Linked DNA regions of Homo sapiens: region 1 is linked to region 2. Evidence: chromatin loops called from intact Hi-C (ENCODE). Cell type or tissue: B cell. All regions are shown on one strand. Each heading gives the region's core, and the rest is flanking DNA. Links, peaks and the distances in the headings are about the cores only. Region 1 overlaps FBXW7 (F-box and WD repeat domain containing 7). Region 2 overlaps FBXW7 (F-box and WD repeat domain containing 7).

Region 1 (9,100 bases), core at 3,983-6,482, 92 kb after region 2:
CATAGCCTGAAGTTCTGTTTAATGTTCCGAAGTGCAGGAAGGCTGTAATTTGCCTTAAAGATAAACTAATGTGTGTTAAAGAAACTTAATTCAGGCATTAGTTATAATGCTGTTGACCATGAGTTCGATGCTAATGAATCAATGTATATTAAAGATATATTTAGGCAGAAACACGCATAAAAAAGGTTATGCATTGATCAGTTGGCAACAGTGTTGTGACCAGAGGCTTGTGAGAACTGTATTTCCCCTAGGAGCAATGGCTCAGTATTTGTTAATTCAGTGGTTGCAGCAATTTTATAGAACACAATTACTGTGAATGGGAATCAACTGTATTTGATTAACGGTGGTGATTTATAGGGACTTTAGATACCAGAAATGTTTCATAATTCCCTTTCTCTGAAATCACTGTTTTAATATGTTTAAATGCATGCATGCAGAGTTGTGATGTTAAACATAATTTTACTGTGGGTTCTGGTCAAAAAAGATGAAATGTCATTGGTTAACTTGAAAGAGACATTATTCTAAACATTATCCTCCAGAAAATTGACATGTACAGGAAGCATATTGAATGCTCAGCAAATAATTTGTTTTAGAGTAATAATCTTTGAGTATTGTAGTGATTCGAGTTTTGGAAAAGAAGGCAGTATCAGTGTTAGAGAATAATATTCTTTCAGGATTTTATGTAGTTACTTTAAGGTGCATGAAAGGAGACTCAGTTGGGTGTTAAATTCTTGTCCCTGCTTTACTTGAAACTAGTAATCTTGAGAAATTTACTAAATCATTTTGAGCCTTGATTACCTTGCCTGCAAAGTGAGGAACATTTTCAATTTAAAATTCTATTTCTTTTATTAGTATTCTTCCTGACCTTGAATCATTTCTATTCCCATCATGTCCAGTTGCCAAGAAAACCATGCAACTTAATGTTGTTTGTTAGCCATCAGATTTTATTTTACTGAACTCAAGTTCAGTCACATCAGTTACCGATAAAATAATAAGTTCTATATTAATATTTGATATATCTTGACATTTTGTATTATGGTAGGAAGAAATAAAAGACCTTCCTCAAATTTTAGGATATGGGCTTCTGTTTGTTGATGTTTGTGTTTTATGATACACTGTTGTAAATCATACTAAAGGTTTTCTCTGAAAAAGACTAGAATTGACAATACTTCATTTGTTAGCAGTTTCAAGTTTTAGATCACGGGTGCATAATTTCTTGTGTGTGCACAACATGTTGGCATTTTATCTGACTTCAAAGATGTCCATATAGATACCAGCAAAGGATAAAATGTAAGAATGAATATCATGAAAAGATGCTGTATCAGATAAAATTCTAGAGCCTAGGTTAAAAAACATAAAGGCAAACATGCTTGATATATAAAAATTGAGAAATATGATAAAAAGAAGTAAGTTTAAAGCATCAGTAATACCACTGCCTAAGATGCAGTTTATTTTGAAATGTTGTCTTCTAGTCTTCATACAGTTTAAAAATCATACTATAATCACAATTTCCAGCATTTTCCCCTTAGCATAATATATTATAACATCCATGTTTTTAAAAATATTTTATGAACGTCATGTTTAGGGATTACACCATATATATCCCATCTCATAGATTCCTTTATATTGAACATTTGGATTTTTATTTACATTTTTATTTACATTTATTTTTATCTTTATTTTTTGCTTTCGTGGATAAACTGCAGTGAGCATCCTCTGTATAAATTTTTTTTTTCTGTTTTAGGATTACTTCCTTAGGATAGATTGCCAGAAGTGGAGTTACTGGGTCAGAGGGTATGAACTTATGAACTTTTTTTTTAAATAAATTTTTTGTTCATTTTCTGTCCAGTCATTTGTAAAAAAATTAAAATAATAATGATTATAATTGTTACCTGCTAGAAAACTGTGTCTGAAGGCAAGATTCTGTGATCAGAAAAGTTTGGGAAATACCCAGGGTAAAAAGCCTTTTAATCTGATTTACCTCAGCATTTCCCAAATTAACTGAACACTGAAAATTTTTTTTGATACACTTCTTAAAATTTTGTGGAAGTTTTATATAGGATATAGTCTATGAACTACTGATGTAAAATTAAAATTGTTTTATTTGCTTGAAATATTATGTTTTATTGGTCAAAGGAATTAAACTATAAATCTTCATGCTAAAAATTATTAAAAGGGATTAGTGTTGTTTACTATGGTTTTTGTGCATGTCTTTATAAAGTCTTATAACTTTTAAAATTGAAATGTTCTATATTGTTTACTAAAGAACATTTTAATGCCTTGGTGGCATCAATACTTTTTTGCAATCATTAATGATATTTAGAAAGTAGACATATAACATGAAAGTAGAACATAATATAGATTGTACAAATCTTGTTTTTTACCCTATTTTCCCCTGCAGAATGTGAAAACCTTTGCATCTTCTGATAGTCTAGCCAAGGTCCAAGAAGTAGCAAGCTGGCTTTTGGAAATGAATCAGGAACTGCTCTCTGTGGGCAGCAAAAGACGACGAACTGGAGGCTCTCTGAGAGGTAACCCTTCCTCAAGCCAGGTAGATGAAGAACAGATGAATCGTGTGGTAGAGGAGGAACAGCAACAGCAACTCAGACAACAAGAGGAGGAGCACACTGCAAGGAATGGTGAAGTTGTTGGAGTAGAACCTAGACCTGGAGGCCAAAATGATTCCCAGCAAGGACAGTTGGAAGAAAACAATAATAGATTTATTTCGGTAGATGAGGACTCCTCAGGAAACCAAGAAGAACAAGAGGAAGATGAAGAACATGCTGGTGAACAAGATGAGGAGGATGAGGAGGAGGAGGAGATGGACCAGGAGAGTGACGATTTTGATCAGTCTGATGATAGTAGCAGAGAAGATGAACATACACATACTAACAGTGTCACGAACTCCAGTAGTATTGTGGACCTGCCCGTTCACCAACTCTCCTCCCCATTCTATACAAAAACAACAAAAGTGAGTATATTCAATATATTGTTAACCTGAGAAACTTTACATATCTATTTTAATTGTAATGAAACTTTCCTCACAGTCTTTGTATTACTAAAAATTAATCTTAAGATGTGTAATAATAAAATGAACTAGTTTTTTGTCTTACAGAAGGTAATGGAAAGTATTACAAGTAGAAATACTGATAATGGGACAATCTGAGTACAAATGGAGGGAAAGTAATTGAGCCTATTACTATGAAAAATTATTAACATCAAATTTTCGTCTAAACCTTGCGTCCCGGGCAGGGATTAGTAGCTTGTGTGGGGTGTAGAGGTTTCGGGTGAAACATGATTTGTGTAAATCAAGTAATGAAGAAACTTTTTATTTACAAAATGCAGCTGCTAGAGTGGGCTATTCACAAGTGTCACTCTAAGGCATAAATTACTCAGAAGTTGCCTCAAATTAGTTCTAGTTATTTATCATTTGAGAATTAGAAATAATGAATATTCATGTAGAGTAGACTTACAAGTTAAACTATGTTTTGGAAAGGAACATTTTAACTTGAATATACTTGTTTTATAGACATTAACATAATGTCTGTGGTAGTTCATCCTCTTACTCCTACTTGCTTATTTCTTACATTTTACAGTGATTTTAGGCCATAAACAATATACAAACTGATTTAACATCGTATCGTTTAACCTAACTTGACTTGGAATGAAGTATCTTACACACTTGGATTAATAATAATTGAAATGCTAAATCATGTTTTACATCTGCTTGTAAAACCTTACTTTCTAAAATGTGTTTGGCCCTAATTTACCTAGCCTATCTGCAAGTCAGATTTTATTTAGCTGGCATGATCTAAGAAGGACGTGACATCAAGTAGTGATTTTTCATCCATTGTACCATCCCTGTCTCAAGATGTTGAAGCAGTAGCTTTGGATCTCAGCCAGATGGCTCTACCACTAACAACTATAGCACCACTTTGTTAAGGCTCAGACCTTTTATAGTGTCATTCCTCCCTTTTGCCCCCCTAGTCTTGATCATCTTCTTCAAGGTTGCTATATCAAAAGGGAGTTTTAACATCTCTTTTTTTCCTGAGGGTTCAGTTAGAGGAATAGGGGTTTAATACTTAAGGTCCAATTGCACTAACTTATTTCAGAAAGAGGTTCAATCAAAACTAAGCCTTGCGGAACAATGCAGAGTTATTGCTGATTTCTGCTACACTTTAAATTAAAAGCAAAAAAAGCTAGTTAGACAAAACATTATCTTTTTCCAAAAGGAAAAGTCATCCTTATATTCTGTAGGAAACCTTCCAGTTCACAAGTTTGACAGGTGCTTTATCTTTTCTTTACCTTCAAGATGTAAAATTTTGTGTATGATGATTACCTTTTTAAAAACGAAGTATACTGAATTTGTTAGTTTTTTTCTAGTGATTCTGAATCATGAATAACAATTATTGTCCTGTACATATAACAAGAATGGACTGGGCTCTAACCATAGAAGGAATACATGTGTGTATGCATTTATGTATATACACATGTACAGTATAGATGTGTGTATGCATTTATGTATATACACATGTACAGTATAGATGTGTGTATGCATTTATTATATAAGTGTGTATGTATAGTTTTTGATATATTGTTGATCATGAGATGATCTGCCTTCGTAAGTATGGCATGAAGAATACAAAGCTATTTGATTGCCAGGACAGTGATACCCTTCTACAAGTAAGATTTCAGTCTGAAATTTTTCTAAATGTTTTCCTTTTTGTCCATTCCTGAAACCCTTCTGCCAGAGTATTCCCAGAGCACTTTCAACAGCATTAAAAAAAGTCACTGAGTACTGCTTCACCTAAAAAGAAAATGTCAGTATTCTCCGTGTATACATGTTTTAATACAATAAATAGAAGCTCTCACTAGTTGAAGTACTTTATTTTGGAAGAGCTTTAAATTCTTGATCATTATAAAGTTAAGACACTTCTACAGATGTTACCCTAGACCATAGTTTCATTCAAGTCTTCTTTGACTTTTGAGAGTAGAGGCATAAGAAATGAAATCCCATTTTAAATGTTAACATAGGATTAGCTTTCTACAAATTTTACTCAGGATACCTTTCAAGTTTTATTTTTTGGCATTCTCATAAACAAACCCTGTGGACAGCTAGACTGAATTTTACCCATCATCCCTAAATATGCTGCATAAGCAAATATATTAATGAGAAAAAAAGATTTTTAATTCTTCCTTGCATTGCTTTATTCTTTGAAAGCATTCTGAAAACTGTCAACACTCTGAGGACAGTTTTTCCCCCCTTGTCACTAAAGGTTTGTTCTTTTGGGAGCCTTATGGCAAGCAATATATGTTAAAAATTCCATGTTGTCTTAATGTTAAAAGTCAAGGGAAGTGGTAGTCAAGAATTGCTATTTATTAAGCTCACACTGTTTGAAAGATCCTACTACAGATACATAAACAAAAGTTACAGAGAGGCCGAATGATCCACCCCAGATTACACTACGTGATGAGAGATTTTAATCCTGATTTGCCTAATAGCAAAAAACCCCTTTCTCTTTCCACATGCTATGCTGCCCCCTATGGTTGAATTTGACAAACATCACTGAACAAGATTTCCAACATAGTCAGAGACTCTGCCATGTGATGATTTTCTGATACTATGTCCCATTTGAAGTGATAAGAGCTACCCTATAGAAAGGACAGAGGGCTCAGTTAACTACTTTTCTTTGTGGCACTTAACAAAACATTATTGAAGATTTTACAGCTCAAGGCTAAAGTAATCAGGAACAAATGACGCTGTTAAAAAATTTTATAGAGGTCATACTCTCTTGAATCCATAAAACATGCTTTTAAAGCAGAGGTTGTGTGCTGGCTATTCCTCTAAATCTTGCTTCTCCAGATACAAATGTCTGTCTCTTCAGTTTTAACTCTCATTCTCAACATCCTTATCATATTTTTTTAAAAAAAGTTGTTTTCTGAAGATATGCCCAGCTCATATTGAAGAATCTTTGACATATTTTATGCAGAATATCAACTAATTTTCTACTAACATGAAAAACAAATGAGATGATTATTAGGCCAGATCTGGTATCCTGATCTTTTGATGAAGAGAAGTGTGTTTGAGCATTAATTTCTGATGCTTCCATATCTATCTTAGTGGCTTCCACCTGTTCTCTTCTCACATAACTTCCTTACCTCAAATTAGTCTATTTTTTTCCCATCTTGATTGTTAGATTCTTCCTAGTAATTAAATCGTTTTTATCCATTTGCCTCAAATAAGAAATAAATGTTTATCAAAAAATAAATATATATAAAAGATAGCCAGGTGTGGTGGCTCACACCTGTGATCCCAGCACTTTGAGAGGCTGAGGTGGGCAGATTGCTTGAGACCAGCCTGGGCAACATGGCAAAACCCTGTCTCTACAAAAAATACAAAAATTAGCTGAGTGTGATGGCATGCGCCTGTGGTTCCAGCTACTTTGGGGGCTGAGGTTGGAGGATCATTTGGGCCCAGGAGGTTGAGGCTGCAGTGATCTGGGCCACAGAGCAAGACCCTGTTTCAGAATAAATAAATAGAGGGTGGGGGGAGGTGTGGAGAAGCATCTAGTGTATTGGAGTTTAGAGGCGTAAGACCCTTTCTTGTCTATAAATTCTGAACAATAGAGGAATCAGGTAATAGGATCATTAACCAATCAGGGTATCTGGTCCGCCATTCTCCAACCACCTCCTAGGACCAGAGCTGCTGAGCAGCTTTGTAGGATAATGTGGCTAACATTGGAAATATAACAGGGCTCTAAGTTACACTCTGTTGTAGAGTTCTAGAGAATGATAGCTTCTTCAGAAAGTCCCTGGCCTAGTCTACCTGCAAGACAAGCAACTTAAGTTCAAAGTCTGTTTGGTATATACATGTCCAGAGAGCAAAAAATGCTATTTAAGGCAGTCATCTTGAATAACATCCACTAGTAAACATGGCCCAATGAATAGCCATGTCCCCTACCTTTGTGAAGGAGGAAAAATGAAACATTGACTCAGCCTAATTTAGCCCAATTTTAAACATGTGGGGAGGATAATGGAAATGGGAGAAATGGGGACAATGGGTGAGATGGGTTTTCCCCTAACATATTAGAGTGATAAGAACTTTTCACATCTGAGTTTGAATTCTGATTATACCACTTACTGTATAACCATGAGTATATAATCTCAGTGAACCTATTACTTTATCTGTAAAATAAAGACTCATGCCTACCTCTCAAGGTTTTTGTAAGGATTAAGTGAAATAATTTATGTAAAACAAGTAGCATAGTGCCTGGGACACTCAGATATTTTGCAGATATCGGCCTTGTGACCTCATTTTTTCCGTCTCCTGTGCCTTACCCCAAATCCCACAAAATAAACTTCATTCCCCGCAGCGGTTGTCAATCTCTATATATATGTTTTACAACCTTCAGCATTCAGTCATCATATCACCCTCTAGTGTAAAAAGTAGAGAAATAAATTCTTTTAAAAAGGTACATAGGAGGATTAGAAGAGTACTGTAATAAGCTAGGCCCATCTTCAATAAAAATAGACATAAATTTTGAAGTCGATGCTACCCACAGATCTCCCTAGTTGATAAAATATGTACCCTTTCCTTTCATTAGAATTTAAGTCAATTTCTCTAGACTTTCTTCTAATCTTTAACTAAAGCTTCTGTATATTTAAATGCTTTAATGAATCTTCCATATGGATGCCAAAATGAATTTTAGCTCATGGTTAATTTCTAATTAATGCCTGTTAATATAGTTTTAAATGTATTTGTTAATATTATTTTAAACAATAATAGCTCTAAATGTTGGTGATAAACTGTATCTCATTCACTGCAGGTAATGACAGTTACTATTATTAATTATTTAAGAGACGGGGCCTTGCTGTGTTTCCCAGGCTGTCCTTGAACCCCTGGGCATAAGAGATCCTCCTGTGTAGCTGGGACTACAGGCGTGGACCACCGTGCCCAGCTCAAAAAGTATTTTAATTATGAGGTTTCATTGTAGACTAAAGAATAATCTTCACACCAAATGGACCATTTTAAAATTGTTTTATAGCATTCCATTGATTAGTTCTTTATACAGATGATAAACTTCACTGAAGTATACACAAATATCACAAATAGTTATCTTCAAAATGCTTCCAAAGAAAATTGTTTCATATGTGTATTATAATGATCTGATCCATTTTTAATGTTGTTTTTGTTGGTGGTAGGGAAGACAGTATGAAGAAAAAGGACATAGGAATAGATCATGATGAATATTGTTTTCACTTTGGTAGTTAACTCCAAAATTATTTCTCAAGCTCCGATCATTCACCTTAGCCATAGTTTTGCATTTCTAGCTGTCTGTTGGGCATCATCATCTGAGTGGTCCACTGAAAACTAAAAGTACTGTTTCTTTCTCCAAACCAAGTTTTTATTTGCCTCCCCAGGTTATCTTTTCCCTCTCAATAGGTCCCATCTTCTGGTCAGTGGATAGAAAAGTGGCTTGACTTTTTCTTATCATCTGAGTCTGGGCCTGCTGAATAATTTAACAGACTTGATCACTTAGTCTCTCTTTTTCTTACCCGCCAGGCAATTGTAAGATAAAAATTGGAGGGTCAGTGTTTAAAAACGTTAAGAGCATTTTTGCTTGGGCTTCTGTTTGCATCAGGCTATAACGCCACGTCCTTGACAATGAGTTGGCAGTATGAATAATTGGATGAGTTTTTTAAAATGAATTTTTAGCTCTGTATAGATAATAACCTCAATACAGATATCTGGTGCCCCATTTCCCACTGATAAAGCCAAACCTAAATGAGAATGTTTGAAGTCTTCCAATATCTTACCATAGTTTTTACCTGGTTTCATCTCCTCTCCTCTCTACTTGTTTTGAATCATACTCCTTCCCACCAGCCATATCCTTCAAATCGAAGTCCAAATCCCCTATCTTAATACCTTCCTAGATTTAGAAAATCGAATTCCTTTCAACCTGTTCTTGCTTCTCTTCATGGTGCAGTTCATTTGGTATTACCTGGTGACATTTTTGGTAAGCTTTGTCTTAAGTTGACATATAATTCTTCACTTTTTTGAGCAGTAGAAATTTGGTAAATTTGTTTTCAGTCCTAATTC
Region 2 (9,100 bases), core at 3,438-5,937:
TATTACAAAACAGGCAAAAAATTAAAACGTTCATAAAGTAAAAACGTTATAGTAAGCTGAGGTTATTACGGAAGAAAGAAAAAATTTTAAAATAAACTTAGTACAGCCTAAGTGCACACTGTTTATAAAGTGTATGGTAGTATACAATAATGTCCTAGGCCTTCATATGCATCCACCCCAACTGACTCATCTAGAGCACCTTCCAGTCCTGCTAGCTTAATTTATGATACAGATGCACCGTTTTACATTTTATATACCTTATTTTTAATATACCTTTTATATATTTAGATGTGTTAATATCATTGTGCTACAGTTGCATACAGTATTCAGTACAGTAACATGCTGTACAGGTTTGTAACCTGGGAGCAATAGTTTATACCATGGAGATTTGTGTAAAAGCACTGTGTAATATTCACACAAAGAAGAAATTGCCTGACACATTTCTCTGAATGTATCTTTGTCATGAGGCGATGCGTGACTGTATAATTTGAGCCACACATGTTATTTTAAAAATTGCAATACCCTTATTAATGTAAAAAGCAGTTGAATTAATTTTAAGATATTTAGCCTGATGGAGCCATGATATTACCATTTCAACATAATTTATAAAAAAAATTGTTATTTTAGATTCTCTTTGTACCAAGTTTTTGAAATCTGGTAGATATTTTATATCTCAATTTCAACACTAACTTTTTACCGGAAGTAATTGATCTTCCTTTAGATTTCATAAAGTTTATGGTTGGAAAAGTAGATTCACATATCTAAATCGTTTCAGACACACTTAAGTATTTCGCTACCTGAATTAAGTACCAAAAAATAATTTTTCTGTAATATTTGCATCTAAATTGGTAAAACTGGTTCATGTTTTTTAGTAGAATGTAGTAGACTTTGAAGCAAAACTGTATCCATTTCAAAATTGAGCTACTGAAGTTAAGCAAATTCATGAACTCTTGTGTCAACTCCGTATTACTGACATTATATTCAAAAGGAGATTGGATGTTAGGCAAATCTATATTAAATAAAGTGTTTTTCAATGATTTTTTTGTAATTTTTGCAGCCACTTTGCAAAACACTGTCAATTAAAATTTATATATGTTGATTTATGTTAGAACAAAGTGTAAAATCTTTTTTATTGGTTTGTGTTATGAAAACTTTAAATTTCAATGTAAATTTATAAGAAAGTTCTTATAAAATTTCTGGCATACCTTCTTCCAGTTTCTTTTTATTTTACTTTTTCTTGTGTTAGCCTGGTCATAAATAAACTCTACCTTTCTTTGGTGCTTCAAGTTAAGCTTGTTCATAGGCATTGAGATGTAAGTGAGGAAACAAAAGAATACTGCCATTTTTGTCTTTTATTACTTAATAGTGAAAAGCATCTCTTTCTAAAATCAGAGTTGACATTAGAGTAGATCTTTGTGAAGTTATTCCACTATACCCAGTGAGCAAAGAACACAGATGTTTTAAATGTATTGTTTTTTATTTTTTTAACATTTCCATGAACTGGCTAGGATTCATATTTTTGGCATGTACATACTGAACAATTCAACTCTTTACATAGGGCTTTTCATAGTCTGTTTCAGAAAGCTGAACACAGATATTTTCAATGTGTATCATACAGTGGAATAAAGGAATAGGAGAAACATCAATTTTTGCTTTTAAAATTCCTAACATAGCTGGAGCTGTCTGTTGTGATAGAAACTAATTGTTTAATACCTAGCTGAAATTCTTTGACAGAGGTAAAGGATTAAAAAATATCTATGCCACTCTTGATTTTTTTTTTTTTTTTACAGCTACATAGTGACAACTTTTTCTTAAGTTTAGAAGTTCTTTCAAATAAATTTCACCTAAAAGATTTAATTGGGGCCGGGCACGGTGGCTCATGCCTGTAATTCCAGCACTTTGGGAGGCCAAGGCAAGTGGATCTCTTGAGGCCAGGAGATCGAGACCAGCCTGGCCAACATGACAAAACCCCATCTCTACTAAAAAATGCAAAAAATTAGCCGGGCGTGGTGGTGTGCATCTGTAATGCCAGCTACTTGGAGGCTGAGGCAGGAGAATCACTTGAACCTGGGAGGTGGAGGTTGCAGTGAGCCGAGATTGCGCCACTGCACTCCAGCCAGGGCAACAGAGCGAGACTGTCTCAAAAAAAAAAATTTAATAAGGTAGTGTCTCTTATATCACATGGCTCATCTAAAGCTAAAGGGAAATAGTAATTTTTCACATTTTGAATCTGTTGATTTTTCGTATTATTAGAAAGGTCTTCCATATGATGGATGGTGTCTTAATTGAATATCTTCCACGTGTTGTAAAGTATCTATTTTAGTATTCCTCATAATTTTCTAACAAAATTTCTATAATTGAAATAATTTCTTTACCATCTCTTTATGTAAATGTGATTTTCTTTCTTTTGGCGCAAGAATTTAAGCCAGTTTATAGCTGACCAGAGTTACAAGCCCAGATTTGTTAAAAAGCTTTTAAACACGTTTGTTGTACATTTACTTCTGACATTGTTTGGCTAATTTTGTTGCTTTTCTTCTGATTGTAGAGCAGAAAGTTCTTATAAAATTCACTGTGTATTTGTTGAAAATGTCTCCTAATATTGTCTACTTTACTTGTAAAACTTTAAAACCCAAGAAATAGCTTTTAATTTTGCTCTGTCACAGCTAATTGTAATTGTCATTCATTAGAAAATTTCTAGCATACCTTCTTCCAGTTTCTTTTTACTTTACTGTTCTGGTGGTAGCATTAGCTTCTGTATCTCTACTTGATTGTGTATTGCTGTAATGCCTTCTTTTTACTTTTAAAAATGTGTCCTCCTCTTGTCCATTCATTTTTAAAGTAAGAAAATTAATTATATTCAAAATATTAAAATTAAAAAAAATAAAAAGTATTGCGATTGAGTTACCAGTTGTGATTTACATAGGCATCACTGCAACTTGTGTTATTTGTGAAAAACGTATTTAAGTAAACGCAGTACGGTGTTAGATTGATGAGTAGAAAAATACTCATTCTAACTGTAAATTAGTTAATTTTTACTGACTAGATCAGTATTTTTATGTGTAATACTAGAAATGACTCACTGTATCCTGAGATGTGGAGTATAATATGCAGTACAGTGGTCACAGTGAAATGTAGTACTGCCAAAAGAATAAAACTTTCTTTAGTAGAAGGACATTTTACACAGCTTCAGCTTTTAAATTTAAATTAAGTACAACTAAATAAAGCTAAAAACTCAATTCCCTGGTAACACTAGCCACATTTCAAGTGCTTAGTAGTCACATGTGGCTAATAGCTAATATATTAGAAATTAAACCTTTTGAGAGTTGGTTATGTATGTGATTAAAGTATTTTGGTTACTTGGGACTAGAGATTACAGTCATTTTTGATCAGGCTGATGTCATAGGAACAGTACCAAGGGGACTTCTGAATCAAGCACCCTAGAAAGAGCTACTTAGAACTACTTGCATTTTCTTTGTGGCATCTCTTATAGGCATGAAAAAATTTCAAACATTTTTCATGGATAAAAGGATTTAATCAGAAAAGCATTTGGATATACATATTTGAAATCATAGCTTGCCTGTATGTTACTAGAGTAGTTGGAGAGTGGAAAAGTATCTATATTCTAAAGACTGTTTCATCATTTGGGTGAAAAACCAAAAAAAGAGAGTAATTTTGTTTAATAGCTCTTTCACAAATAAAAAAAAGAATGTTCATCTGTAGAGACCTATCGAGATCTCATCAGGTTTACAACAAACTTTAGATTAGCAAGCTCAATTTCAGTTGACATGGATTGTGGAAAGATTTTCAGTGGAGCTCAGATATTTAATATCCTGAATTTGGATGAATATACAATTTCTAAAATTAAGTACTTCAACTCCTCTGTGGTTTTAAAACCAGTAGTGGCCATATCTTGACTAGTTATTAAAGCACCAACCTTTTTTTCTTTATTACTTTGCTTTTATCCTTTGAGCAAGTTAGGCAATAAGTTCTCCATGTTTTTGATTTCTACAGAAGTAAATGAATGTTATTGCTGATGTTTATTTCATTCTGTCTTGATCTCATGATATGAGAATATAAGGAGATGTCTGAAAACTTGTTTTAAAAATCCTATGAAGCATAAGTTCATGAATAAAGAAGGAAGTGGAACTTGTCTTGAGAGAATTTGCCTATTTAGATGGTTTCCAAAGTGCATTCTGCTAGTCACTAGAGATGGTCCTTGAAAGAGTTCTGTAATTAAGTTTGAAGAAACACTGTGTACCATAATAATGGCCTATTGAATATTTTACCATGCACATTAATATATCAAAGGCTTTGAGATATCTTACAAGAAAGAAACTTGCTAAAGCTTGTCTTCCTGCATGTCTTAAGCTTCTTCCACAGTGACTTTAAGTCGGACTTGTCTATCCTGTGAGAAATGCTGCCCTCTAGAGGCACAAATTCAATTGCTCTTAAATTTGAGTACCATAATGCTGCCTGATCTTAGTGTGAAGTTGTGATAATTAATATTAATCAAATGCATGGTAACAAAACCAAATAGAAGAAATCTTATGTTGCTTAATTTTAAGAAAATATGAGGAAACAGAATTGCAATTTATAAATACCCACTTTTTAAATTGTACATGTGATATTTTTGGCTGCTAATAATCTTTTGAATACATTTCTGTATATGGGGAATTGCGGACACATAGTACTTCAAGTCTCCAAACTCTGAGTCTCTCCTGCTAGCAGAAGCCATCCTTCCCTGTGTTAACAACCTTGCTTAAGACAGTTACCATCCATGGGGAAGCTAGTTTCCTCATACCCCTTCCCACGATACTCATGTTTCCATACCTGTAACTGGAGTCAGACTATATCATGCTGCACCTTTGCAGTCACAATGGGAAGAAAAGGATTATATGTAATTTTTTTAAAGTTTTTTTTTTTTTTTTTTTTTTTTGCTGACAAAGCAGCAAAACCTTCAGGAATATGTACAGAAATGGGTGATGATGATGATGTGAGAGAGAAAGAAACATGCTTTTGCATTTGGCTGAATGTATTGGTATGGTGCAGTTATCAGAGATTCTGAATTCATTGTTCTCGTTCAAGTAGCCAGGAGTGGTTCTAATTGTTTGCTCCTTTGGTCTCAGCATTGACTTATACTAAATGAAGTTGAATGCCTAAAAACTCATAGCATAATATAGAGGAAGAAGTCAAAAGATTAAAGGAAATAGAACTGATGGAGTGGATTTATCACTGTGACCATTCACTTACCTCCCCTATTCCCTCTCCAGTATTCTCTACTAAGAGGTCTGGAAGACACTTCATTCACCAACCTAATGAGAAATACTTTGAGGGCAGTGCCAGCATATATGAAAAGTAATTCAATTGCTTTTGTCTGTAGGCTGGAGGAGATACTTTCATTGAAATTGTCTTTTTTACTTCAGGGGGTGTGGCCAGATTCTAGGTAAGGTCCAGGCATCATTTTCATAAGGTAGCTTGACAGGCATGATGATCAGAGATGCACTGACTTGAATTCTTTTTGGCTGTGACTAAATGATCATGGATCCCTACGTCTAAAATAGAGAGGAAGCCTATTAAGATCCTACTTTATCTGTATGAGCAAAAAATTTTAGGTCTCATAGGAGAAGGCCTTACTTGAACTACCATAAGAGTGAGTTGGCCAGCCTGGGCAACATGGTGAAACCCTGTCTCTACAAAAAACACAAAAGTTAACTTTTGTGTTTTGGGCATGGCTGCGTGAGCCTGTGGTCCTGGCTGCTCAGGAGGCTGCCCCCTTTTTGCAGTTTACTTCATGGGTTATATGAGAAAACAGGAAGGAGGGGGATATCACCGAGAGATTCTGATATTGGAGCTGTGTGCAATAACTGATAAGTCTCTGGTTCTTACCTCCATATGAGGAACAGAGAGAGTCTTGTTTGTACAAGGCTTAGTTATAATCTGTCAGGTTTGAGGATCTTGATTGGAAGCATAGACTTGATCTGTATTTGTGGTTTCTCATTTCAAATAGCCTCTCAATGTTGGATAAATTTGCATGTTCATGTTTTATAGAGTCAGAACTCAATTTCCTAGTATTCCTTGCAGCTAGGGCACAAGCATATGACCTAGGCTTTATTGATCAGATGCATCTGTGTAAGACATGAATTCAGGGTCAGAGAAATGCAGGGTAACAGCTCTTGCCTGGAATTGCTTTCTAATGTGCATGTTGAGTGACAAGATATTGAGCTGTTTAGAGGTAGCAGTGACAGAGATACTAGTGAGCCTTGTTGTCCTAGGCTCAGCTTTCATGGTACTAGGGCTGAAGGATGGGAACAATTTGGTGGGGAGACTTAGGTATTTTTCCTGGCATCATATCTCCAAGTGGATTCTTCAGTTCTCTGATAATTCTTGGAATCCCCTAATATATTAATAAATTTATTTTCTCTTGAAACCACCTCAAATAGATTCTGTTTATAGCTTAGAGCCCTGATTGATCGTCTAACTTTAAAGATTTTATTTATCGTCAAAATATTTTATTTTTCTAATTGAGATCTAAAAATTGTCAAGCACTTATACTCTATTTTTTCCCTTCCTAGAGCTCTGCAATCCTTTGCTGTCATTTTTTCTTACCAGGAATGCCAATTTTTGTACCTTTTGAATTGCTTTTTCTTCTTTGCTACTTGGCTTGAGCTCCACTATTGTTATGAAACCTTTCTTATACCATCCCAGCAGCCTGATGGATTTTTTTCTTCCTCTGAATTCCAGTAGCACTTGTTTAGACATTAAGTGCAAGGTGTTTTTTTGTTTTGTTTTGTTTTTCTGTATGCATCTTAGCTTCCGCACTAAATGATAAGCTCCCTGAAAACTAGTACTATGCCTCTTTATATCGCTTGCATTGTCCAACAGAATGTCTTGCACCTATTAGATTCAAGGTTCAGCACAGTCACCCTCATAATATATAGTGATGAGAGTTGCTGAGAATCACAGTGATGCCAGGCTGAATGAGCTGAGATAATAAACTAGTTAGATGCATAGTCTGGCCATGAGGCCCAATTTCCATCTTCCTCAAGGAGTCTGAGACTTGCCTCTCAGTAGTTTTCGTTAGTAGGTGATCATATCTTCTGAATTACTGTCTTCTTAATGTTTTATGAGTTTTTTTTTGCCTTGACAAAAGCCTTCTATTTCTCTCATGCTTCCTAGTTCCTTCCATTGTGCCCTCTGCAATTTCTTTTCACTAAGCTTACTATTTGCAGTCTCTTAAAATTTGTGTAAATTATGAAATCAAAGATACAAAGAAAGGACAGAAAGTAGTATAACAAACACCTGTGTATCTAACCTCAGGGTCAAGCAGATATTAACCTTTTGCCTCGTTTGATTTCCTTTTAAAGTTCTTCCCTCCCCATACTTTTCTCCCTTCTTTGGAGGTACTCATTATCCTAAAGTCCTTACGATTATTTCCCTGCTGTTTTTGTACACATAAAACATTTACACAAAAGATGACCTGTGTTTTTTTCTAGATGTGTTCATATTGACATGTGTAGATTTAGTTCATTCATTGTAACTACTGTTTAGTTTTCCAGGTTGAATAATGCTAAGTTTTATAGAGATAATGCAGTTCTACCTTTTGGCAAATAATATTGTAATGCTCGTACATAGGTACTTACTGTAATTTTATCTAGGATAGATACCTGAAAGTAGAATTGCTGAATCACAGGGTTCAGGTGCCACTTTATCAAGTATTGCCGAGTCCAGTCCAAAGTGGAGCTACCATTTTATACCCATTAACATGTTTCCACACTTTTTTTTATCAACATTTAATTTTATCTAGCTATGATTTTTTTGCCTATTTGAAAGATGAGAAATGGAGTTTGATGATTTTCATTTTCATTACTTTGATTTATAGTAAAGTTGAATGTCTTTGCATAGTTTTTGATCATTCTAGTTTCCTATTCTGTGAATCTTTTATGTTCTTTGCTGATTTTTTTCCTATTGGGTATTGAACCTTAAATTGATTTGTGGTGATTCTTTTTATAATCTGGATATTAATGGTTTTGGTAATATGCATTGCAAGTATCTCATAGTGTGTGTGTGTGTGTGTGTGTGTGTGTGTGTGGTTTTTTTTTTTTTTTTTTTTTGAGATGGAGTCTCACTCTGTCTCCCAGGCTGGAGTGCAGTGGTGCGATCTTGGCTCACACAAATTCTGCCTCCCGGGTTCAAGTGATTCTCCTGTCTCAGCCTCCTGAGTAGCTGGGATTATAGGTGCCCGCCACCACACCTGGCTAATTTTTGTATTTTTAGTAGAGATGGGATTTCACTGTGTTGTCCAGGCTGGTCTCCAACTCCTGACCTCGGGTGATCTGCCCGCCTTGGCCTCCCAGAGTGTTGGGATGACAGGCGTGAGCCATTGTGCCCGGCCTTCGTGTCGGTTTTTAACATTGTTTAAAAGTTTCAGATTTACTACATGAGTTCATTTGTAGAATCTCTCTTCTGTATCATAGCTTCTTTGGTCTGCTTTCATGTCTTTACAATATTGTGTTAATTTTAATAGTTTTGATATAAATCTTGTTATCTGATAAGGTGAATCTTCTCTCAATGAAAATTTTGGGTCAGCTAATCATATTTCACCCTGACCCTAATGAAAATTTAACAGAAAACAAACCCTGTTGGAAATGTGATTGGAATCTCATTGAATTTACAGGTTACAGTGGGGATAGTTGTCACCTTTACATTGGTTGACTGTCATTGATATTTCTGTTCAATACAGTTCTATTTTTTTCTTTTTTCTTTTTCTTTTTTTTTTGAGATGGAGTCTTGCTTTTGTTGTGATCTCGGCTCACTGCAACCTCCGCCTCCCTGTTTCGAGTGATTTTGCTGCGTCAGCCTCCCCAGTAGCTGGGATTACAGGCGCCTGCCACCATGCCTGGCTGATTTTTGTATTTTTAGTAGAGACAGGGTTTCGCCATGTTGGCCATCCTGACCTTAGGTGATCTACCCACCTCAGCTTCTCGAAGTGCTGGGATTATAGGCGTGAGCCACTGCGCCTGGCCCAGTTCCATTTTTTTCTTGATAGAAGTCTTCATTAGATTTTTTTTTTTTAGGTTTTTATGATTTTTGTTACCATCGT

What was found. A loop is a pair of places that touch in the nucleus more often than their neighbours do. Peaks named below come from ENCODE experiments on the same cell type or tissue, not always from the same donor. Only the 100,000 strongest peaks of a DNase experiment are listed, where the experiment ranks them.
Region 1: it touches region 2 in a loop (12-fold over the local background); 6 of 110 quality-filtered maps call a loop at or near these places.

The regions. Positions count from the first base shown.
Region 1 is chr4:152,405,174-152,414,273 of GRCh38, reverse strand. FBXW7 (F-box and WD repeat domain containing 7) reads left to right here. Exons shown (of 14, transcript NM_001349798.2): 3 at 1,745-1,794; 4 at 2,402-2,971. The coding sequence starts at 2,471. Among named protein-coding and RNA genes, the nearest start is that of FBXW7-AS1, 72 kb to the right of the region's middle. In B cell, for the core only: CTCF peaks have their summits at 5,336 and 5,539; a DNase peak (open chromatin) is centred at 5,533.
Region 2 is chr4:152,496,333-152,505,432 of GRCh38, reverse strand. All of the region lies in intron 2 of FBXW7 (F-box and WD repeat domain containing 7), which reads left to right. Among named protein-coding and RNA genes, the nearest start is that of MIR3140, 11 kb to the right of the region's middle. In B cell, for the core only: CTCF peaks have their summits at 4,217 and 4,416 (motif pointing left); a DNase peak (open chromatin) is centred at 4,392; H3K27ac peaks cover 616 bases.